6 separate regions of the Mus musculus genome follow, and all the other regions are linked to region 3. The links are chromatin loops, found by intact Hi-C in ENCODE. Cell type or tissue: heart. All regions are shown on one strand. Region 1 holds the start of n-TTtgt4 (a tRNA gene). Region 2 holds the start of n-TRacg1 (a tRNA gene). Region 3 holds the start of n-TMcat15 (a tRNA gene). Region 4 holds the start of n-TGgcc7 (a tRNA gene). Region 5 has its middle 5.7 kb from the start of Zkscan3. Region 6 holds the start of n-TAagc17 (a tRNA gene).

The links. A loop is a pair of places that touch in the nucleus more often than their neighbours do. Peaks named below come from ENCODE experiments on the same cell type or tissue, not always from the same donor. Only the 100,000 strongest peaks of a DNase experiment are listed, where the experiment ranks them.
Region 1: it touches region 3 in a loop (3-fold over the local background); 17 of 42 quality-filtered maps call a loop at or near these places.
Region 2: it touches region 3 in a loop (4-fold over the local background); 19 of 42 quality-filtered maps call a loop at or near these places.
Region 4: a loop joins it to region 3, with 9 times the contacts of the local background. A loop is called at or near these places in 20 of 42 quality-filtered maps.
Region 5: it touches region 3 in a loop (3-fold over the local background); 3 of 42 quality-filtered maps call a loop at or near these places.
Region 6: it touches region 3 in a loop (3-fold over the local background); 16 of 42 quality-filtered maps call a loop at or near these places.

What each region holds. Positions count from the first base shown.
Region 1 is chr13:21,273,381-21,277,380 of GRCm38, forward strand. n-TTtgt4 (a tRNA gene) reads left to right here and starts at 2,576; the gene lies at 2,576-2,649. In heart, a CTCF peak has its summit at 1,846 (motif pointing left); a DNase peak (open chromatin) is centred at 2,661; H3K4me3 peaks cover 2,712 bases; H3K27ac peaks cover 1,027 bases.
Region 2 is chr13:22,019,513-22,023,512 of GRCm38, forward strand. n-TRacg1 (a tRNA gene) reads right to left here and starts at 1,704; the gene lies at 1,632-1,704. It overlaps n-TScga1 (a tRNA gene), which reads right to left and starts at 2,988; the gene lies at 2,907-2,988. In heart, no CTCF peak of the experiment used is centred here; DNase peaks (open chromatin) are centred at 1,159, 1,679 and 2,919; H3K4me3 peaks cover 3,402 bases; H3K27ac peaks cover 1,890 bases.
Region 3 is chr13:21,169,649-21,173,648 of GRCm38, forward strand. Gm32298 (a long non-coding RNA gene) reads left to right here. Exons shown (of 3, transcript XR_382107.1): 3 at 916-1,126. n-TMcat15 (a tRNA gene) reads right to left here and starts at 111; the gene lies at 39-111. It overlaps n-TLaag7 (a tRNA gene), which reads left to right and starts at 388; the gene lies at 388-469. n-TLaag5 (a tRNA gene) reads left to right here and starts at 558; the gene lies at 558-639. It also overlaps n-TQctg7 and n-TLcaa4. In heart, a CTCF peak has its summit at 2,104; DNase peaks (open chromatin) are centred at 243, 3,133 and 3,613; H3K4me3 peaks cover 4,000 bases; H3K27ac peaks cover 1,668 bases.
Region 4 is chr13:21,707,790-21,711,789 of GRCm38, forward strand. n-TGgcc7 (a tRNA gene) reads left to right here and starts at 2,791; the gene lies at 2,791-2,861. n-TMcat7 (a tRNA gene) reads left to right here and starts at 3,205; the gene lies at 3,205-3,276. In heart, a CTCF peak has its summit at 2,299 (motif pointing right); DNase peaks (open chromatin) are centred at 2,342 and 3,232; H3K4me3 peaks cover 1,973 bases; H3K27ac peaks cover 1,169 bases.
Region 5 is chr13:21,406,424-21,410,423 of GRCm38, forward strand. No RefSeq gene overlaps it. Among named protein-coding and RNA genes, the nearest start is that of Zkscan3, 5.7 kb to the left of the region's middle. In heart, no CTCF peak of the experiment used is centred here; DNase peaks (open chromatin) are centred at 1,138 and 2,188; H3K4me3 peaks cover 1,587 bases; H3K27ac peaks cover 1,888 bases.
Region 6 is chr13:21,232,537-21,236,536 of GRCm38, forward strand. Gm32525 (a long non-coding RNA gene) reads right to left here. Exons shown (of 5, transcript XR_003950579.1): 2 at 2,609-2,773; 3 at 1,997-2,039; 4 at 1,576-1,841. n-TAagc17 (a tRNA gene) reads left to right here and starts at 1,509; the gene lies at 1,509-1,580. In heart, a CTCF peak has its summit at 2,028; DNase peaks (open chromatin) are centred at 1,535 and 2,005; H3K4me3 peaks cover 1,845 bases; H3K27ac peaks cover 369 bases.

The DNA of each region.
Region 1 (4,000 bases), 100 kb after region 3:
CCTCAGTGATGGACTGTTACCTGGAAATATAAGCTGAAATGAACCCTTTCCTCCTCAAGTTGTATTGTTTGTGATGTTTCATCACATCAGTAGAAAGTGTACCTAAGACAGCTCAGACTGGTAGGTACCTGCTAACTCGAGCCAGCAGCCCCTGGGCTGAAAAGGCAGAGGCAGAAAGGCTGCTAGAAATTTGAGGCAATCCAGGGTTACATAGCAAGACCCTGTCTTAAAGTAATAAAGAAATAAAGTAATAACGTTAAAAATAAGTAAGAACGAATGGCCTACAGTTATACAGACCACTATGGATTAAGTTTAAGATGTGTAATTTTTTGAAAAGTCAGGTTGTAGGAGGATACAAAAGTATTGTTTCTTTTATATATGAACTGTAAATGGCGGCATAGATTAGAGATTCTATAGAATAGAAACTTAAAGAGAAAGCACTCACAATGCGGTTGCAGAATTTTGAAGAGACCTTAGCAGAGTAGAGGGAGAAGGATGGCCATTGGCAGAGCCACTAAGTCTGTACTCTGCTCATAGGATGGGTGATGTCTACAGGGAGTTTATCCATGCACCGTGTTGAGGGACTTGCACATGTATTCTGTTATGTGATCCCAATGTTTAAAATTTAAGTGACTCAGTTAATCTTTTGTTCAGAGCTAACAGGAAGTATCTCGAAAGCCAAACAGATAAGGAAAGGGGATATCATAGAAGAATTACAGTAACGGAGGAAAGACTGAAGAGTTCTGTCACCTGCTCATGAGAGAGGGCAGAGAACAGGTGATCGCTAGATCAATGGTAAGAATATTCTGGATCTGATAACAAGTCCTGACTCTTCCTGTTACAAAACAATTCCAAAGCAAGAGAGATAAAACTAAACATACAAACACAACTCTCTGTGGCAAAGAGATAAAGAGAAACAGCGAACAGCAAGTGATTTAGGGCAGAATGAAGTGTTTTAGAATCTTCATGAGAGACTTTTATTGAAACAACTGCCTCCAAAAGCGTCTTATTTATTCTGTGGGACTCCCTGGGACCATGGAGATCAGTGACTTGGTCATATTAGGTTGATTGTCTTTCTTTCTCTCTTTCTCTCTCTTTCTCTCTTTCTCTATCTTTCCTTTCTTCCTTTCTTTCTCTTTCTTTCTCTTTCTTCCTTTCTTTCTTCCTTTCTTTCTCTTTCTTTCTTCCTTTCTTTCTTCCTTTCTTCCTTCCTTCCTTCCTTCCTTTCTCTCTCTCTCTCTCTCTCTCTCTCTCTCTCTCTCTCTTTCTTTCTTTCTTTCTTTCTTTCTTTCTTTCTTTCTTTCTTTCTTTCTTTCTTTCTTATAGCTTTGTCAAAGTATTTTTCCACTTGAGTTTCTGCAGCAGTCGTTGAAGAAACCTCCACAGGGCTACAGAGCGAGGTCCCATACTCCCGGCCTCAGCCTCCTGACTGCTGGGATTATAGATAAACAACACCATCATCTGCAGAATTCAGTTTACCTTTATAAAATGGATGCTCGAGTGTTCAATAGTACAAGTTTAAAAAAATCACAACACCTAGCGTTTTCAACACACACAGGGAGAGAACACAGGAAAGAAATACCAACAATGCATTTTTCTGAGTTTTGCACATAGAACCCCCGGCTGCTCGTTGGAGTAGACCATTGCCAGAGCGTTTGCTGCCTCTTCCTGGGTGAGATTACTCTTCCCACCGCACTACAGTCGGCTGAGCCAGTTAGACTCATGCTGGGATAAAGAAATGTAAGCCGCATTGATGGATGGAAACGTAAGCCGCAGTGTTGGATGGAAACTGTGGACTATCCTCATTCTGTCCTGCTGTAAGCAACCCTTTGGGTCCCTCTGGTGACCACTTGAAAGTTACTGTGCGTTTATCGTTATCCTAATTCTGAAAATATGGCCTTCCTATACATTAGCTGACTTGATGAAGGGGGTCACATAATCTTGGGTTGTAAGAGTAATTAGGGGATTTTTAGAATGAAAAAATACGTCAGGATTTAAATAAGTAACCAGCCGAATTTTCCCAACGTTTGAAGACAGACGGTGTTACGGCTCACCCCTGTAACCCCAGCGCTCGGGACAGAAGAATTGCCCTGAATTGAAGGCGAGTCTGTGCTACAAAATTGAGATCGTATCTCAAACAAAACAAGGTGAAAAGAAGTTAATTAGTTAAATGCAAACAACCGCGATCAAAGGGGGAAATGATAGTAAATGTCCCCCTGGTTCCAAAGACTCTGGTGCGAGGATTCAGAAGTCAGAAAGTGGGTTTCTGCAGGCAAGAGACCCGTCCTGTGCCGTGTCCCTCTCCTTTCCCCGACTCGTTCAGTGGGAGCAGGGACCCTGTGCGATAGGAATCGAATGAAGGCTGAGCACTTTCACAGACAATTGATATTCTTTGTCTTTTCGAGAGCGTTCCACGTGAGCAATACACAATAAATTTAAATTAAATATACAGTTATAAAAAACCCTCAAACCCCCAAAACACTTAAACATACAATTAAATTACTTTAAAAATAAATGAACAAAATGACCCTTAGAAATTAAATAGAGGTATGTTTTCAGGCTTGGTACAGCAGTTGGCTCCATGGCTTAGTTGGTTAAAGCGCCTGTCTTGTAAACAGGAGATCCTGGGTTCGAATCCCAGTGGGGCCTATCTTTTTTCCTTTGTGGAGCATTTTGTCTTGTGGATGAAGACAATACTCTCCGTAAGGTGCCGTCCTCCCTCTTGAAAATGGCGGGACAACAAAGAATATGCCTAAACTTCCGCAAACCCTCTTCTCGTTCCAAATGAATAAATTTTACAAAAATAAAAAGAGCGAGAAGCCAAACGTGGACCAAGAGAATTTCCAGGAGCGTTTGATGCCTGGGCCCTCCGTGCGTACAACGGCCCAGCAGCGGGAGATAGGGGACATAGGACACCTCAGTTGGTGTCCCAGAACAGAAAAAGTCTGTTGACGGCCTGGAAGCTGCTTGTGGGACTCGGCGACTCTAGCGGGTTTCAGGGAACTTCTGTCCAACCATCAATTATAACAATTTGGAAAGAGCCCAATTCTGGACCGCTAGCGGCTCCTTAAGCGGGGTTGCCGCGGTTTGTTGAGTGAATGAGTGAGAGAATTGATGTCTCCTATCTCTGTGCTTTTTACCTTTCGGGTCAAAGGCAGGTCTCTCCGCCTCTTTTCAGCTTCTTTCGATTCTCTAGTTTGCTTTGAGATTCAGTAGTGGGTTTGGGTCTACGTCACCTGGGGTCTTAACGGGGTGTGTGTGTGTGGGGGGGGGGGTGGTGGTGGTGGTGGTGGTGGGGATTAAGGAATCGTTAGTCTAAGCTAGTTGCACAGCGCTGGTGCAGAAGGGGTCGCAAGTGCAAAAGAGGTCACAAGTTCCTTTTTCCAAAACTTCCATCAGCGGGCGAGGGGAGCCCACCTCCCCCACCCATTCGGCTTCCTACCCACTTGGCTTTCTGCCCCTGCTGTAGAAATGCAGGGATGCTTTCTTTTAAGAAATGGATGTTCCTTGTTTGTTTGTTTGTTTTTGAGATAGGGTCTCTGTGTAGCCCTGGCTGCCCTACTCAGAGTTCCTCCAGCCTTTGCTTCAAGCGTTACGATTAAAGGTGCGGGCCACCATATCTGGCAAGGGAATTTTCTTTTTAATAACGATCGTCTAACAAGAGCAATGGAACAATCTTATAGTAATGGTATTTTTATTTTCTCACAACACTGAGTGAAAAAATAGCAACTCAGGATAATCACGTATTCTAGCATGACTTTCCTTCTGTACATTTAAAGACCACCTTTTCTATTGCTTATGGATTCGAATATGCTTAGCAGAGCAGAAAATGTGGACATGAAGGTGAGCAAAGACCTGGTTGGAGAATGCTTCTGCGGAGACAGCACTGTGGAGTTTAATCAGACTTCTGGGCTGAGTTTACATCGCGGTGAATACAAAGCCAAGAAGCACTCCAAGAGACACGGAAGAAGAAACTGACTTATTACAGTACGAAAAGAAA
Region 2 (4,000 bases), 850 kb after region 3:
TAGTCTCAGGAATAGATCAGTAGCCAAATAAAGGAATAGACGTTGGGGGCTAGCTTTAGGAATGTAATCTAATGGTTTAGCAAGGGAGAGGGAGGGAGAGGGAAAAGGCAAAACCTACTAGCACCACCGTTTGCCATGCTTGGGCCTGTTAGAGAGCCCTTCACTTAGAGTCAGCACGTCATTATAATTGTAAAATACAGAGTTGTATCTCCCTGGGAAGCTAGCTGTCCTGTCCTCTTTCCGGGGGAGCTCATCTTTATTTTCCAAGTGTGGGCGAAATCACATGTTCATGAGCTCAGGTTCCATTTCTGCCCGGATGCCTTTCTTTGGATTTCAGAGTATATTAGGTACGAGGATACCTCAGCTCATATATGGTTCAAGAAATTAATTATGCATCACTCAATAATCTGCACTCCTTAAGTTAGGGGGCACTCCAGGTTTCAACACAGCGCTGTGTGTACGTGCAGTGGATAACGAAAATTATCGCAGTTTCAAGGTCAGTCGGCCAGGTCATTTTGTTGGATTTGCAGGCACCTTAGCCCGAAGAAAACGGACATGGAGGGGGAGGTGATGAGCGAGACACCCCGAAATAGCCCAAGTGCCTTGAGGAGGACGGAATAGCTACGTTTAACGACGCTACGCATAAACTACTCTCGTGGTGGAATCTGTGGGTTAGTGATGGTTCTCCACGAGAAAGACGAGGAAATCCAAGGTGCTCTCTTTTCACGCCGTCTATCTCAATTGAGCTTGGAGTAGACGCAGTCTGGGCGCGGTGTAACGTCATTCTTTTAATTCCAGCACGGCTTGAAACTCAAACTATCCGATCTGAGTAAGATATAGAGAATAGGGTGAGGATCTCAATTTACTTTTAATTTAATTTAATCTGTGTTCCTTCCGGGTTTCGCCTTGACGACCCCTTCCCTTCTCCATGTCTCAAACCTCGCGTCCTGGAAAACTTAAGAATGTAGGTCCACCTGCTCAAACACTGTCCCAAAGCTGCACTTCCCGGCCTTCCTCTACTCTCTAACTCTAAATTTTATCTGGATTTTTGTTTAGTATCGGTTTCAAATATGTAAGTTTCTCAGCCCGCTTTCTCGAGTCAGTCTCTGTCCCTACTCTCACCACTCCCGGAAGTGCTCAGAGACAGAAGTATAGCCAACTGTGGAGCCCGGCTCCGGGCGGGGACGGGTGGTTGCGGATGAGCCAATAAAATATTGATCAATTTTTAGTTTTTTCCTCTGATACTCTGATTTTCAAAAAAGTTCAGCCTTTTAAACTGTTCAATTTACTGGTTTTTCGTGTACATGTGTTACAACGCCGTCGTTGTTTCCTGACTTCAAAATTATCTTTCTCCATCACCTGGCAACCGGTGATACATCCTAACTCTAGGTTTGGTGGTCTGGACAATTCATTTTAATTACAACATGCAGTACTGACTTCTTTTCCTCAACACAGTGTTTTCCACATACCCTATTGGGTGATGTCTATAGATAGTCCTTTTCTGTTTGTATGCTGTTCACTGACATACAAGACAAAGATATAGTAAGAGTCAGATTTTCAAGACTTAATATGTTTTTCTTACGGATCTGAATACAAGAAAGTTTCTCCTTTGTATTAAAAAGAGACATGGTCGAGCCAGCCAGGAGTCGAACCTAGAATCTTCTGATCCGTAGTCAGACGCGTTATCCATTGCGCCACTGGCCCGCCACAGGGATGAAGTTCTACTCTAGTTATTATTAGCTGTAACCTTAAATTAATTATAGCCCTAGTTTCAAGCTAAGTAAATTCAACAAATGTTTGATTTGAACAATTTAAACCACTTGTGTTACAGAAACTCGTCTTTTCACCTTGCAATTTCCATTACTAACACACGCAGTTGGTTCCTCTGACATGAAACAACCCCTACTGCCAGCCCGTTGACAGAATAATAGAGTAAAACAAAAATCCACTCTTTCCTCTTCTTCCTTCTTTCCCCACCTCTTTCTTTAAATTTTTATGTTTACAAATAGTATCGTTCTGTAGCCCTGACTGGCAGTTCTTCTGCCTCAGCCTCCTGGAGTTCTGGAATTACAGGTGTGCATCACAAAGTTAAGTATTTTACGTTTTACGATCTCAATTCGTGCAGCAATTTGAAAGCCCAGAGTGCAGTTGAAAATTAAGCTGAGTCAGAAGTGGTGGCAAGCCTTTAGATCCCAGCATTCCGGATTTACCTAGAGAGCTGTCTTTAAAATATAAAAGAAGTTCGACTGAATACTACTTAAGTGTACAATGTGAGCGAAAACACTTAAAAAAGTAAGAAGAGACAAAGGTTTTCTGGTGCACCTCGGGGTCAGCCTGTATGCTGAATGCCGCGCAGTGCTACTGTGTAGCGTCCAAACTGCTCAGTGTATCCTCCCTTTAACTCATTTCCACCTGCCTGGCATATCAGATGAACTCTGGAATTCTACTCCGTTTTTGTTCCCAACAGCTTTTTCCCCCCCTTTGGTTTTGGATTTTTTGTTTCTTCTTTTAAATACTACGGAACTGTAACTATTTAAAGTAACCATTTGCCCTTCCTCTGCTCGCTTTCCCTCCCCTCTTCTCCCCTTCCTTACCCAACCCCTCCTCTCCCTTTCCCTCCCCGCCTTCTTCTCTCCTCTTTTTCTTTCCTTTCGTTTTTGTTTTATTTTGTTTTTCGAGAGTTTCTCTGTGTTGGCCCGGCTGTCTGGAAACTCGCTTCGTAGACTAGGCAGTCCTCCTGCTTCTGCCTTTCAAGTGCTGGGATTAAAGACGACCGGTGGCATTTCTGATGTAATCACAGAAAGTTTAAAAAAAAAAAAAAAGAAGTGAGCACAGGAATAAAACACACCTAATTTTTCTTAAGTTTGACCACACTTCCACAGAAAGCTGTGTCTGAAGCTTTCTTACGCTGTGAGCAGGATTTGAACCTGCGCGGGAAGAACCCATTGGATTTCGAGTCCAACGCCTTAACCACTCGGCCATCACAGCTAACCAGAGCTTGGCTTGTATTATGTCATTTATATATTAAACAAATAATTAAAAAAGATTCTTTGAAGGCAAAATACATACTCTGAAGGCACTAGACACTATAATACCATCAACGCCAGAGACTCCCATCTATTAGGAAGTTTCCTTTCAGCAATACACAAAAGGCAATCACTTCATCAAACCCTAACCAGATCTCTTCCCCAAGTCTTACTCAAGTTCACTCTATCCCTGTAGGCTTTTTAAAGGGAGAACAATATTCCAGCATACCAGAATCTCTGGTTTTAGTCTTTCTTTCCCACTTCCGGTTTTTATAGATTACCGAGTTTTTATTCATAGATGTGGCGGGGGCTAGAATCTGAGTTAGTTGTATGTTCATTTACAATCTTAAGATTGTTTTCTCCACACAACTCGAGAAGCACTGCTCTCAGTGAATTTGGCAAGTTCTATCCATACTCAAAATTTATGCACCTTTTGAGGCAGTATTTCTACAAATGTGCAGGATATGTTTGTACATGTGAGTCAAGCTCATTCTCTTCTGAATATGCAGGATTGGAAAAACACATCAGCAAATACGAGTTTTTAAAAAATAATTCTCTCATTAGTGTTAAACAATTTAGAATAATATAAGCTGGTACAATTTTGGAAACACACACATACATCTAAATATGCACATTTAAGAGTTGGCTGTAGTTATACACCTGTAATTCTAGCACTGGGGAGGTGGAGGCAGGAAGAGCATAAATTTTAGGAAATCCTCCATTACATAGTAAGTTAGAGGCCAACATGGGCTTCATGAGACCCTGGCTCAAAAAAGAAAAGAGAAAATGAGAATATGAGATGTGTTTGTGCACATCTGCCTTTAATATAAAATCAAAGTGAGATCAAAGTGTTTTGAGTACTACCATAGGAGTAAATACATGGGAGATCAGACATATATATTTATAAAAATCACTCCAAGAGCTGGGCATAATGGCACACATCTTTAATCCTGGCACTTGGGAGAACATGGTAA
Region 3 (4,000 bases):
AAGGTTTAATGTATTAAAAAAAAAATAAAAGCTGAGGTTGCCCCCTCTGAGGTTCGAACTCAGGACCTTCAGATTATGAGACTGACGCGCTGCCTACTGCGCTAAGGAGGCACCCGTTGTCAGAGTTTCCGTAATCACGTATTCCTGCTGTTACTAGCGCTGGTTTTTTTTTAACGTTTCATAGTTGTAGTTTCTTAGTGATGATATGATAGCACCTAAAAGAGCTTTTGCTGCGAAGCCTCATGATACAACGCCAGAACAGAGCCTGCGCTTCTGCATTAGCGCATAGAGTGCACAATGAAAGCTCGCTGCAGAGAGCCGCGTGCAAAGGAGTCTGGACTGTTATGGATCCTCCAGAAAGACGAGACGTAAGCAGCCCTCGACGGGGGTAGCGTGGCCGAGCGGTCTAAGGCGCTGGATTAAGGCTCCAGTCTCTTCGGGGGCGTGGGTTCGAATCCCACCGCTGCCAACCGGTTTTTTTTTTTTTTTTTTTTCTTTTAATGTTTTATTGCGACTAAGTGGAGGTTTTTTGCCATGGTTCAAAACTCTACATCAACGGTAGTGTGGCCGAGCGGTCTAAGGCGCTGGATTAAGGCTCCAGTCTCTTCGGGGGCGTGGGTTCGAATCCCACCACTGCCAACAGGTTACTTTTGTGCTCTCTATTGAACAGGACAGTTTTCAGTCGGTCCCTTACATCAGCTAGGATTCTTCTCTCCTAACTGATTGCTTCAACAGTTAATAAACCCGTAATTTGTGTGGTACTCACTCCCCTAATCTCTGCATGTCCACCACACAAAAGGCTCCAGCAACAGTTAACAGTTTTCTTTAATTCATTCAAGTTAAGAGACATTATTCCGCACCTACTATATATAGGCTAGGGCCTGACGACTCTAAAGTTCTTTCTTGTGGCCTTAGTCAACGAATGAAGGATGAATGTGGATCTTTCGCTTTCCTGGCGTCGACTTGCAACTAGAGACAGATCAGCCTAGGCCACGGAAGAAGTGGATTCTTTCCCAACCAGGAGACGGAAAACCACGTCTTCATCATCACTACAGTCTTCTCATTTCATTTTGAAGCCGAATCGCGCTCATCTGAGCTGTGTGTGTCTAAGAAATACCTTGCAAAGGAAAACAAAAATGATCAAAATATATTGTATGAAATGTTTTCAATAAAAGTAAATTAATTAACAATGGCATAAATGTCTTGCCTCGGTGCTGCCTCTTGCCCACCAGCTAGGGACTCCTTGATTTAGTGTTGCCCCTTAGAATTTCCTGGAGCCCTCGAACCTCCTTCTCAGTGGTAGGCCTCAACTCAGAAATTATCTTCTCATGAAGGCTTGCAACTCGGTGATTTTAATTGCACGCTGGAAAAGGAAAAGAAAGAGGGTGTCTACACTTTAGGAAGAGGAGAAGAAGGTGGGGGTGTCAGGAGAGAGGAAAAGAAAGAGGCAGGGAAGAGAAGGAGGAATAGAGTCCTTTAGACTCACAGAGTTGAGCCTGTGGCGTGCAGTGAAGGAAAAAAGAGACGTGCACAATCACACCCGCAAAGTCTAAAACTGGTCCACGGTCCTGACACAGTGAACCTTTGCTTCTTTCTCAAGACCACCTGTCTTGCTTTCCACGTTCACGCTGCACGCCCCGAGTGAACTTCAGCGGAGCCGCCAAGGCCGGATGGTGGGACTGTAGAGCAGGGAGGAAGGTTCCGCCGTCGCACCGGCTGCCTTGTGCTGAGGCAAAAGCATTTACAAGCTGCAGCTCCTGATTGCAGCTGACAGGATACTTTCTGACATGCAGTAGTTGCACATGACAAGTCTGTAGATACCGTGTGTGTGTGTGTGTGTGTGTGTGTGTGTGTGTGTGTGTACATATATATACACATGCACACACATATACATACATATGTATATACATACATAATACATACATACATACATACATACATACATACATACATACATACATACATACAGAGATAGAGAAATTCAATTTCTAATGGTTGGACTGCAAGACTAACTAACATCCAGTTTGCCTTTTGTAGTGGTGGGAAAAAATGCACAAATCGCAGGAACTGCTCTGAGTGCTGCCAGGCTCTGAGATGCAGAAGAACAGGACAGGAGGCGCTGTACAGACCACGTGGCCATTTCTGTGGTCCAGCACTGAAGACGAAATTTTTCTAGTGAAGAACTGAGTTGCTCCGATAAAAATACTACTAGATCAATTAGGAGGATAGACATTTCATTTAAAGTCTTGTTTCCCTTCCATTTGTAAACCAAACATGCGCTTGCAAAGAGCACGAGGACGTGACTTTAGATGCGCTGTGAAAGTAGATTGGAAACGGGGGTGGGGTGGGGAGGGGGGAACAGAGAAGGGAGAGAGAGTAAAGAAGTAGGGGATAAGAACGAAGTTTAATAACTTTTTTGTACTGATACGTCACAATTAGGCCCTTTTATTGGTGTGCTAACCAAGAAAATTAATTGGACAAAGAAAAAGAAAACAACAAACAATCCAGCAGGAAAAATAAATAAAAGAACCAAGGATAGAGCTGAGCCATTCATGAAAAAACAAACGAAACTTCTAGCTTGTTACTGTGAAACAAAAATTTGTAACAATTTCAAGTAACAGCTAAGTTCCTTTCCTCTTATAATGCATTTTTTTAATTCAGAATTTACAGATGGATAGTGTGGAAGGCAATCAAAAGGCGGTGGTTCCATGGTGTAATGGTTAGCACTCTGGACTCTGAATCCAGCGATCCGAGTTCAAATCTCGGTGGAACCTACTTTTTTTTTTTTTCCTTTGCTTTGTCTCATATGGTGAACAGTTTCAGGAAATTCCTGCATTTCTTCTATTCAATGAATAGTTCCTTTTGTATTCCAGCATTTGTCTCTTGATGGCCTTGATCTTGCTAAAGGTCAGGATATCTAACCCTGTCAATTCCACACTCAACTTTCAACTGTCATTGGAGTTGGTGCACATTTCCTACACCGTTCGCGCAAGATTCAAACAGCTCATGTAGTATATGGCTGCCACGAGCCTGTTTTCCAACAGGGGGTCCCAGTTCTGTGCGTTGATGGTTGGTGTCAAATGCACCTTTAGGGCTGAAGCACAGATCAGTGGGACAAGGTTCACGGAAGGTCTGGAGTAGGCTAGCATAGAAAATGAACAGATGAGTCTGTGAAAGAAAAATACAGCTGTCAGAAGTGGGATTCGAACCCACGCCTCCAGGGGAGACCAGAACCCTCAGAGCGAGGAAGCCATAGCTTGAGTCTGGCGCCTTAGACCACTCGGCCATCCTGACATGCCGCCTCCATAGCAATTAATGATTCTTTCAACTGTAATTAATGTGCATGGAAATATAACTAACTCCCTGTAAAGTTAACTAAATTATTTTTCTCTATTCTAAACATGGACAGAAAAAACCCTTTAGTGTTGTTTTTTGTTATTGGTTGGTTGGTTTGTTTGTTTGTTTGTTTGTTTTTCTCCAATCCTATCTGGAATTCGGCGTTTATCGCCTCGGTTCCTGGCCCTTCCAGAGTGCGACGGAATTCAGAAATCCTGAGGATCCTTGCAAGCTCAGGTCTGGCTCAGAGCCATTCATCCGGGTCACGAAGGAACAAGTAGCTCCAGCTGTTCCGAGATGGTGTGCACAAGCGCCCAGTTGGTGGAGCTTGCAGGGGTGGGAAGCTAAAGAGCAGACTAGATTAGCAAGTAAATCTAGTTTATGAACACTGGCTGCAGTGCAAACCAGAGAGTGGCAGAAGCCTGAGCTATGAAAAGTAACTGCACAAGTACGAAAAAGCTGCAAGATCAAGGATTAAAGACTAGAAACACTGGAAGGAAAAAGTCAAGTGTAAGACGAGGAAATGTCAGTACAGAGCTCAGCTCAAATCCCAGGTCCTTTGCTGCCACAGACTTGCAGACCTGACCATCTTCAGGCAAATGCAGAGCTGCCCATTCTTGGAAATTGGTATCATAGTAAAACAAGACAGCTTTCCGAAGAAAGG
Region 4 (4,000 bases), 540 kb after region 3:
AGGTTCAGAGGTTCAGTCCATTATCATCAAGGCAGGAACGTGGCAGCATCCAGGCAGGCATGGTGCAGAAGGAGCTGAGAGTTCTACATCTTCATCTGAAGGCTGCTAGCAGAATTCTGACTTCCAGGCAGCTGAGGGTCTTAAAGCCCATGCCCACAGTGACACACCTATTCTAACAAGGCCACACCTCCTAATAGTGTCACTTCCTAGCCAAGCATATTCAAATCATGTCATGGGGCCATCTTATGGCTCCCATTCAGCCTATTTCTGTTTGTGCAAGCACATTTTTACTGTCCATTGCTGCCTATACTTCAGTAAATATAATCCTAAAGAGAGGGTTCTCCCTGGGTCTTTAAATGGTCTACCTCTAAGTTCCCACAACATGTCGAAATTAGATCAAATCTATTTGTTATGGTTTTTGCTTAGTAACCTCTTTCCTTGATAGCGGTGTTATCTCCGTGCCTTAGGATCGACGGAAGAGGAATCACCTCCTTCGATGGGATTACATCAGAAAGAGCCAGCTGTGAGGACTTTAGATTAAAGGGTAGCACAATCATATCATACAGTGCTTCACTCAGGGTAGCTCATCTTGTTGCCTGGCTCATGCTTAAAGGGACTGAAGGTTAGTTAGTGAGCACTTTGTCCTGACCGATGACGAGGATAAGCAATTTAGCTCATCACATGTAAGACAAATAATGAGAATCTAGCTTTGTTGAACAAGAGGGGCACATGGCTGGAGAGATGGCACTCAAGAGATGAGTACATCCTTGATCATCTGAGTTCAGTCCTAAGATCCCAGGGGAGAAGGCAAGAATCAGCTTCCAACGGTTGTCCTATGATGTCCTATGGTGCAGGCCATGCCACATGCAGGCCATGGTACGCATGCACACACCACCACCACCACCACCACCACCACCACCAAATAGTGTAAATCTGCCAAAAAGAAAAGTAACATGTGCGTCCTAAATCCTCTGGTGGGGCAATGAGGAGACAGAAATGTTGCTTCTGAGGCCTCCACTTGGGGGTTTCTTTACCTGAGCCTCTAACTCCTTTTTACATGAGGGAAATTCCTTCTGCACAGATCTTATGATCGCAGTACTGTATGGCAGAAAACTCTTTCCTCTTTTGCAGGAGTCCTTTTTGTTCTTTGCAATAGCGATTTTGCATTAAAGTTTTTCCTAAATGTGGAGAGACCTTTTTGGACATCTTAAACATCTGGAAACCCTAAGAAACCTTCTGGGCAAAGATATCGTAACGCCATGGTCTCTCTTCCCAGCAATGTTTCCAGAGTCTCTCCTTCCTCAGTGTCTGTGGGTTTTGATTGATTAACAACATATAAATAAGAAACCCTTCATCAGGTATGCTGTGCATATTTTCTGCCTCTCTGTGGCTTGTTTTTAAATGTCTTAACAGAGCCTTTTGCTGAACAGGTTTTGCATTTTGATTCAATGCTGAATGCTCTTTCTCCTCTATGCTGAGATATCCCGATACATCAAAGACAGCAAACGATCTCCATTACTATTGTTACATTATTCCCAGAGGGCACGCTGAGATTTTCTTTGTCCACATCCAAGTCTTTCGAAGTTTGTTCTGACAACTCTTACCTCTTCTGTTAATCATCTTTGGTAACGCTCCAAGCCAAGTTTCCTGGGTCAAGCCTGGGTATGTTTATCTCCGGGTGCATTACTTAATTTAGGATTTTGAGCTTACATAGCTAAGAGGTTAGTTTGTTGGGGTTATTTTGATTGTGTGTTTTTATTTGTTTTTGTTTTTAATTTTCTTTCTCTTCCCTCTTCTCTCTATTCCTCCTTACTCACCACTGAGCTTCTCCGTCAGCTTCTGTCCCAACATATATGTGGAATCCTAAAGGTTTTTGGAAAGCATTTCGACACCCTTTCTACTTTTCCAGAAGTTTCTGTAGGGCTGCATATTTATATTCTCACCTGGGAAGGCCTGAAAGGAGGCCCCGGGCAAAACCAGATTTAGTATGCTCAAAAGAAATACCAGGTATGGCTTTTCTCACAATTTTATTTCGACATTTTATTTTTTAGATTTTCTGTTGATTAGGTTACAGCAGTCACATCTTGAATTTATTATACAAAATCATTTAACCCGAGTTCATTTTTATGTTTTTATGGAAGTCATGACTGTGCCTTTGGGGAAAAGTTATCCTTTATTGGCATTGCTAGACTCGATTTTCCTAAAGAACATTACAGAGTTACTTCTGAAAATGCAACCTTGACCTCCTAAGGCCGAATCCTCATTTCTAGCATCCGCCCCTCCGGTCTTCCGACTTCCGACCAGTAGGGAGCAGCACTGATCCGACATACCAGCGCGCGCATTGGGGTTCCTCTCTTCCCTTTCGTCTGCTCTTTTGCACCTTTCCGTTGGACTCTCTTCTCATTCCCTTAACTTTTCTTCATTGTCCTGCTCACGTTCCTTCAGGGTCCACCCAGATTCCTAAGCGATTTCTGAGAAACGCCTCCACTGAGGTGATATTCACATAATCCGTAGTGCCCTCCCCGGGTCTCAATACCCTTGATCCCCGGTACCACCCAAGTCTGTCAATCTTTCCACCTCCGAATGGAGACTTACGGTCTACTAGCTGGTGGCTTGCAAGTGCTTGGGACGCCCAGTGTTGCCGTAAATAAGGAAGAAACATTATTAATAGTTAACATTAAAAGTGTAAGATGATATTAATAACTATTTTAAAAAAGGTGATATTTTGAAATGGAATTTTCTCGTATGGGTAGTATAATTACTTGTACGATTAAAGTACAAACTACCGGAGCATTGGTGGTTCAGTGGTAGAATTCTCGCCTGCCACGCGGGAGGCCCGGGTTCGATTCCCGGCCAATGCAGGTCTCGTTTTCCTTTTTTCTAAATCATGTATTCGAAATACAATCTGTCTTAGAATCATTCGTTTTTCCTACTTAAATTTCAATTACTCGTACATAGTAATCATATTTTAAATAAAATCGTTCTTTCAAATGAAAGGGACTAGTAGGTTAGTGACAAACTATTTTCTTAAAGAAACATTGAATTTCATTTATCTATTTAAAATAAAATCCTTCGGAGCTCATTTTGCTATATGTAAATCACCAATTAAATCAGCTAATCACTACACATTGGAAAAAGCTGTCAGAAGACAGTGTTCACATCGAACTATACAAGTGTGATTTCAAAGAACACCTAGGCAGCTCTAGCAGAGTGGCGCAGCGGAAGCGTGCTGGGCCCATAACCCAGAGGTCGATGGATCGAAACCATCCTCTGCTAAGGTGCAGCTTTTTTTTTTCCTCGTCACACAAAACCAAAGTTTTATTCACTTTCTATTTGCTTGCAGAAACCGAAAGTAATAACTAATTAAAGCATGCTGCGCACAATATTTCTTCGAGATGAAGATGAAAACATCTCGAAGCGCGCTTTCAATTAGCTGAGGGATGGTAAACAGACTCGGAGGTGGTAAACCCAGGTGCAGAAGTAGCATGTCTGTGCGCCTCTAAACTGCATACTACGAATGTCCCGTTCAAAGAGACTACTTATAGCCAGCTCGGTTTAAGAGTGTCTGTGAAAGTTACATGGAGTAGCCTTTTCCACCTGCTCCGTTTTCCTCCTTGGCGCGTATCACCACCAGCTCAGTATGGTGTGTTTTATTCCTTGATTTCTTTAGAGCTCTGGAGATTTCCCAACTTGAGAATTTTTTCTATACAGGAGTATAAAGTCTGTGTGGAACAATAGTCGCTTGGTGGAGAATTGAGTGTCGTCCCTGGTGAGGTCTTGAGAAGGAAAGGCCACACGCCAGCCCTACTTCCTTTCCACAGTCAATATCTGGAAAAAAAACTGACATCTTATCCGTTATAGTCAATCTCTATCGAGCTGAGATATCCCGATACATCAAAGACAGCAAACGATCCCCATTACTATTGTTACATTATTCCCAGAGGGCACGCTGAGATTTTCTTTGTCCACATTCAAGTCTTTCGAAGTTTGTTCTGACAAC
Region 5 (4,000 bases), 240 kb after region 3:
AACCTTTAGCACAAGACTGTATTAAACAGACTTTGAATAATTAATAAAATTTAAAAATCAACTAATAGCATAAACTTGTAATTTCCATATTTGGGAAGCAGAGGCAGGAGTATCAGGAGTTCAAGGCCATCTTGGGCTGAAAAGTGAGTTTGAGGTCAGACTGAACTAACTATATGACAGTCTGTTTCAAGGGCACAAAGACATCAGCGTTAGCTTCTGACTCGTGTTGTCTGCTCTCTTCTCTAGTTCTGTGGTTACTACCTTGATCCCCGCTTACACTGCTTTCATTAAGGACTTCATTGCAGTTTTTTACTGATCCCCCTGCTCCCATTCTTACTTCCTTATAGTCTGTTTTCCAAAAAGCTGCTACAATAACATTTCTGGGTGGGAATTTAATCATATTACCTAGATTCCTCTCTGGGGGATACAGGAAAAGTAAGTGTTGGTGCTCTTTGCTGCACATTCTACTTTCTAGTCAGTCAGAATTGCTCAGTTTTTTAGATGCATCAAGTATCTCAACACAATCTTGCTTAAACATTTGAAGTATTGTTAAAGCACTTTTAATACTGTTAAAGCACCATTAAAATAATGATAGGGCTTTATTATTACCACTTCTTTTAATATTTTCAATCATATTGAGAGCTGGGACTATTTAACTCATTTATTAATAGCTGTTTTACTTGGTCCTAGCTACCCTGAGCAAGGCCTGTTAGCCACAGCCCATTGGTCTGAGCTAATGTCAGATCTATCTGCCTTAAGCACTTCAAGAATGCCTTAAGGAAGCTACATGTCAACTGCAGCTGCTTGCTCAGAAGGCACTCTCCCAATCCCAACGTTTCTGTTTGTGCAAGAACGTTTTAAGTACCACATGCTTTGGTGAACTCTGGGATCCATTTCCACACAGGCCAGAGGGAAAATGCTTTGTCTGGTGACCCAACAAAAGAACTGTACTGTAATCGGAGCAAAACAGTTTTTGAATCAAAAACAGCCCTGATGGGTACAAACACCTTTGCGTCATTCTAGCTCTTAAGCAGGCTGTTCAGCTTACTGTTTCCGGTCAATCAGGCAATCCTAACATCCTCTCAAGCATCCCCGTGGGATTTTCTGTTTGCAGGGCCCTCTTTCTCTGCTGTCCATGTCGTAGGACCATAACGGAGGACTTTCGGGTGCCATTTCAGGATCCGGGATAGGAAATTAGCAAAAGCCGGCCGTAAGTACTACTCTTAGTCTCACCTTTGTGGCTTTAACCTTGATGGGGAATGAGTATCATCAAGTTTTAGTCAGAAACTAGTTAAAGAGTTAACATATCCGTATGCAGAGCTGAGCAGGAACCTGCTTTAGAGACATACAAAAGGAAGGCAGAAACGGCAGGCTTTTCCGTTGATTTAGTTTCCGTGTGGGTCCAGGTGGAGCCTACTTCTCAGCAAGGCAGTTGCTAACTCACCTGCCAGGCACACACAGGATTTTCTACTCTAGCCGAATCACAAGTTTTTGTTTTAACTCATTTCACACTGCAATTGCTTGCTCACATACTTGTCTTCTTCCACAGCTTCTTCCTAATGCTGAGACCCTTTAATAAAGTTCCTCATGCTGTGGTGACCCCCCTCCCCCAACCACAAAGTTATTTTGTCGATATTTCATCATTTTGCTACTGTGATGAATCATAATGTAAATATCTGATATGCAGGCTATCTGATAGGGTACCCCAGTGAAAAGGTCGTTGGCTCTCCAAAAGTGTTGCAGCCCACGGGTTGAGAATCCATATTCTATAGTATGAACCCACAAGAGAAATACAGGAGGCTCTAGGAGGGAAGGCAAAAACAAAACAAAAGCAATGCCCGAAGACGAACAAATTTACGTTTTCGCCGCCTCTCTTCTCTCTTTACACTGTCAATTTAGAGTCAAGGCTGGGAACAGATCTGACCTGAGGAGGAATACAGGCTGGGAACTAGCAGTCACTTCCAGTCCCACAGTTTTTGTTTTCGTGCCCCTACCAGCGCGCCCTACAAACTCAGCCTCCAATGGTGGGGTAGCGATTTGGGCCTAAGCTTGACAGCCTTGCGTCATCGAAGCTCAGTTATCTCATAATTCCCCGAGAAAAGCTGCTTTTAGAAAGAGGGAGGGAAGGAAGGCTTAATTTGGCTCCTGGCCTCAGGACCGATGACGCACTTCCTGTCTTTGACGGGGACAGCTGTTAGGGACCTGGGAAGTTGAGTCCAGCGGGCTTTGCCGACTCTCCGCTTTCCAGGAGATTTAAAGTCCTTATTTGGAAAAGGGGTGGGGGTGGGGGTGTCAATTGCGCCGGCGCGATCCAACCCTGATTCCGGGCTCCGAGTCTGGGTGAAATCTGGAGGATGCTGGATCTTCCTGGCTCAAACCCAGTCCTGAGACACCTGAGACAGTTATAGTCCTTGATGATTAATTGATTGTGCTGAGAGTGGAACCCAGGGCATCTTCTTAGAGTAGGCAAGCATTCTACCGCCAAACCGGATCTCCAGCCCTTATTTCTATTTTATGATGTTGGGTATTGAAACCAGGGACATGCTAAGCACCTTTCTAAACAGTGAGACCGTTCTACCAGTGAGCTAGACCTTTAGCCATACTATCACTCTTTTCTCATAAGCGGAAACACGGGCAGCATTTGTTTCATATAATTTTCTTTATTGTAAAATAAACTACAAGTATCATGACATGTCATCCCCCAGTATATTTTTAAAAGAATTATTAATTTTTATTTATGTGGTTGAGTGTTTTCATCTGTGCACTGTGTGCTGCCTGGTGCCCACGGAGGCCGGAAAGTGTAGGGTACCCTGAAACTAGTGTTACAGACGTTTTGTAAGCAGTCACATGGGTGCTGAGCATGGTGTCCTCTGCAAGTACCACTGAGCAAGCTCTCCAGACTTTAACGCATGTCTACGGACATTTCCCTACATTCATCATATCATTAGCAGACACAATTAGAAGCAAGAGCGTTCCCTAATACTATCTGATACCTAGTTTACATTCAAATTCCCTCTGTCAGATTTCTTTTACAATTAATTTATTCCAATTCGGATGCAATTGTAGGCCACTTGTATGTAGTTTTAAAATCTCCTTCACTTATAACTCTACCCCTCTCCCCATTCTTCCCATTCCATCAGCTTGTGGAAGAGCCATTGGCTTGTCTGTATATTATCATCTTAATAGATTTGCTTTGAGTCTTCCTTCAGGGTATTTAAGTTATTCCTCTATTTCCTTGTAATTGTGACCCAGTATACTTTGGGGATTGTGTTGCAACATAGGTGATTGACATTATTGTTTTTCCATTATTGCTAAGTACGCCAAAGCTAATGAGAAAATGTTCTTATACTTTTCTGGTTTTAGTTCACTCTGGGAAGACTATGGGAACACATCAAACTGCAGTTGTTTTGCTGCCTGACACACAGTGGGCACTTAGTAAATACTTATGAAATGGTTTCTTTGTGGATTACAGGTAATCCATAGCAACTGGATGTTAAATGTAGGAAGGATCTTTCTAGTTTTTACAGGAATAGACCTTGAAAACACCTTCTAAGCTACAACATTTCCTTGTGTGCATTAGAATTGTATCCAGGAGTCTTAAGCTAGTCCCAGTTCCAGAAACATCTATTGAATGAGGGCAGTGCATTTGTTTCTTCCTTCAGTTGTATCAGTTTTTCAAAACTGTATCTTTTAGTCGCTTTACTTAAGTGGAAGTCTTTCTGGATGAATTGCGATAGCTTAGGTTCTTAACTTTCTCTCAACTCTTTCCAACTCTTTCTGGCTTGCTTCCACTCTGGCTTTTGTTCTCATTGTTTCCACGCAGTAGCAGAACTTCTCAATACACAAATACAGTCTGGCACTTTCTTTTTTAAAGTCTTTAGAATTTCCCTGATCATTTATAAAATCCAAGCTCTCGTGTTTTTAATGTCTTCCCAGCCTACTGCTTTGTCACTTTCCTCTCCTCCCATGGTCAGAGACGTTCTAGTGTCCTTTCATTCCT
Region 6 (4,000 bases), 63 kb after region 3:
CCCTGACTGTCCTAGAACTCACTGTGACTATAAGGCTGGCCTTGAATTAATAGAGATGTACCAGCCTTTGCCTTCCAAATGCTGAAGGCAGGAGTCACTACACTGGGTTCCTCATGTCTTTTCATCTTGCTGGTGTTACTCACTTGGAGCATGATGTTAAAATCCAAGCCTACAGTCTATGCCTTTTAATTGGATTGTTTAATTCATTCATATTTAATAGAACTGGAACAGCTGGGTTTGTGCCATCATTTTCCCTTTCGGTTTTCTACATCTCATTTCTACTTCACTCTTCAAATCTTTTTTTAATAGTAAGTGAATACTTTCTAATACAGCACTTAGATTTTATTAATGATATATTCACAACATTTTTTAAAGCTTTCATTTAGGTGGCTTATTTATGTAGTTTACACTATACAAGTTCACAAATTGGGATTACCTTGTTTTATGAAAAATTAACTCCAGTTATATATGGGAAGGTCACACCTACAAAGCTCTAGGCTTTCTGCTCTTGTGATATTAATGTGATACTCATTGCATCTATCAGTTGTAAAGAAAAAATTATATTGGTATTATTAATTGACTTAGTACCTGTCACTTTCTTAGCCCAATTCTTCTTTGTTCTGGCGACATCCATTGTACTGTCATTGGCAAATGTTGCACACACATATTTCAGCCCTGTGTTATATTCTCAACCATGCATATCTTTATACGGTTGCATTATAAATCATTTAAGAGGAGAAATAAGAAAAGTACACTACTGTAATTTTATTATTACTATTATTAATTTTATGTCAGCACACGAATTAGTTAGGTTCGTTATTGCATTTTCATATCATTCACTACCTTCTCCATTGCTCCACCCCCTCTGGTTGGTCCTCTCCCTTCCTCTAAACAGCTCACTTTTCCACACTTATGTCATCTGTGATCACGTAATTATATATACCTATATCCTTTGTTCACATTAATTTATCATCAGGAGTCACAACTTTCGATCTGAAAAAAAAAACAAAAACAAACAAACAAACAAAACGCCTTTAGTTCTCTCTCTCCCTCTCTCCCTCTCTCCCTCACTTTCCCCGCTCCTCCTCTCTCATTTTTCAGTTTTGGAAACAGAGTCTCACGGTATAGTTCTGGTTTGTCTTGCAATTCTAGATAATCCTCCTGTCTCCACCCCAAGCGCTGGGATTACAGAGGAGGTACATCGTTCCGGGCTCTGCAATCATTTAAAATTAGGCGGCGGACAAGAGGGGAATAAAGTCGGACAAAAAGTATTCAACCTGGCTCTTTCCCGGGCTCAGGGAGGTGGATCCATGCACACAGAACCCAGAGCTTCGAAAAGCTGTTGGTTCGGACCCGGGAGCGCGCAGATGGTCAGATGCCAGGATTTGGCTTGATTTTCAAAAAAATCGGTGAAAATAATTATGGCCTTCGGCTTCTGTTCATACTTCCAAAACCTAGTAAAAGTCAGATTTCTGTCTTGAATGTATTCCCAAGAGCTTAGCTGTGTCGGGGGTGTAGCTCAGTGGTAGAGCGCGTGCTTAGCATGCACGAGGCCCCGGGTTCAATCCCCGGCACCTCCAGTGTTTTCAAGCCTCCATCTGCTCGCTTTTCTCCAACAAATATACTTACACTTTTCCTTGCTCGAAGAGAAAGTCAAACCCTTCCATACAATATTATGCTGCGGGACAAACAGCAAACCTTCACTTCACTTCACTGCTGCCGAGCCGATACCATCTCATAGCATCAGAAGAAGATGGAAAATCAAAATACAGCTAGGAACAGCGGTTCTCTCAGTCCAAAAACGGCAAGGTTCAGGTTCTGAAGGTAACGTGACCATCTACCTTCATTTCCAGGAAAGAAAAGGATCAATGGTAACAGGAGAATGGCACAGGTTCTCTAAATTTTCCTGTTGAAATAGCTGTTTTTACCGCATCGCCCTACAGTTCGGCACGTGGGTTCCCGGTTTGTTTTCAGATGATCCCTGGAATCCACTCACCTGAGACAGCAGCGCCGTCTGTCGGAGAGACGGTGTCGAGACCCTAGAGAGAAATCGCAATCTGGGTTAGCAGTGTACAAAAATTAGAACCGTATTTTAAATGGTAATCCAGGCCGATCCTTCGACATTAAAGTTTACGAGGCTTCCGTCTGAATGTACTTATAGATTAAGAAGATAGGAATCATGGATTTCTACGTCTGAATAATCTTCTTGCTCCTGTTCTCTTTGTTTTCTCACTTCGTGCTATTAAGATGTTTGTAATTTCTGAATCACTGTACACAGTTGAATATGTGATAATTATTTTCCTTTTAATTCAAAAAATTTGAAAATGTTGCAATTAACACTGATAGCTTATAATGTAAACCTGAACATTTGTGTCTTTGTTTTCAATTTTTAAATAAGATAAAAATCTGTGTTTGTTGCTTTTGTTCTCTCTACAATTCAAGAATGTTCATATTAACACTTTTAAGCTGTGAAAGATGCCGTTTTAATTTAGAATCTTTTGCAACTGTAATGGAAATATGAACTGAGGGATGAAGCTGGCCTGTAATGTCACCAGGGAGTTTTCAGAAATGCTCAAAAGACATGCATTCTCAGAATAAAGTGTCTTACCGTTCGGGGGTTTGGCTGTGAAGAGAGGGTAGAACTGCCGTTCAGAATCCAGGCTTTCTCTGACAGAGAAAATAGCCTGTTTTTTGCTCTGTTGATGCATTTGTACTCCTTCCCTTTTCTTGTTTCCAAAGTTGAGTTTCACAGCATCTCTTGCCACCACTGTGCCTGGAGAAAATGATTAGCAAGTTCCAGCCATGGGGACTGCACCAGTTTGCGTAGTGAAAGGAATATGATCAATATAGGAGGGAAAAGGCCCTGGTTACTGTCATTGTTTCTCTGTCTCCTGTTAGGGCTCTACATACATGGAATAGATTTCATGGGGCACATTTACCTCTGACATTTAAGGAAGAAGAAAAGAAGGGACAAAGTCCTAGACCATGTAAAGAGTTTGGGTATCTTTAAAAAATCCAGTTATGTTATGTCAATGGGTTTTTGTTTTAATCCCAGGTGTGGGATAAGAGGCTGCTTCAAAGCAGGTGATTATGATCTGTCTCATGCTCTAGTAGGGGCATAATTGTTGCTAGGTGGAAACAGTTTACATTTGGAATTCTGGGGACTGTGGAGAGGGGATAAATGCCAGAGAGGGACCTTGGCGATTCAAGAAGGCTGCTCCTCCTCCTCTTGTTGTAGTCTGCCAAATGGTTGTGAACAAAGAGACAAGAAGTTGGAGATATCCTGACATGAAGATTGGACTTGCCTCAAGGAACTCCAATGACTCTAATTAGCAGGAAGTAGTCTAAAGAGGTCTACACCCACTTTTTCCTCTAACTTTCCTCTTCTACCTAGTGTTGGGAGGTTGGAAGGAATTAGGGTAGAATAAGGCATGGAAGGGTGGTAGGTATAAGAACCCAATAAAATAGATTTAAAAATAGGGCCCACAGGTCTGCCTGAGGATAATACATACCATTGTGCCCAACTGAATTTTGATCCCAATGAGACACAGTTACCCAGTTCTGTTTATTTTAAGACTATCCTTCAACAGCCTCATCTTTTTTGTTTTGCTTTTTCCAGGAGAAATGAGAGGTTGAGAAGTTTTTGTAATTTCAGTTAACAGTTTGTTTGTGGTACTCAGACCCTCTAGGTACCACTAAGCCCCACTCTAGCTCAAGCCTTAGACAGTCTTGAAAGGAAAGGGTTATGGCTGTGTGAGGCCTACTGCTTCCCTGTGAGGGGTGGAAGTTGTGTGGATGTAAATGTCCTTAAGGCTATCCTAACATTCAAAATGCTGTGCTGTATTCTTTTTCAAAGGCATTTCCAATATTACCCATCCCAATTCAAGCTCTACTGACTAAAGTCTCCCACGGTGCCTGGTTCCATGATCTGAAGTCACAAGTGCCTCCTTACACCCAGTGATAAGAAGAAATTAAGCCAGGAATGGGGGCCCAAAGACTA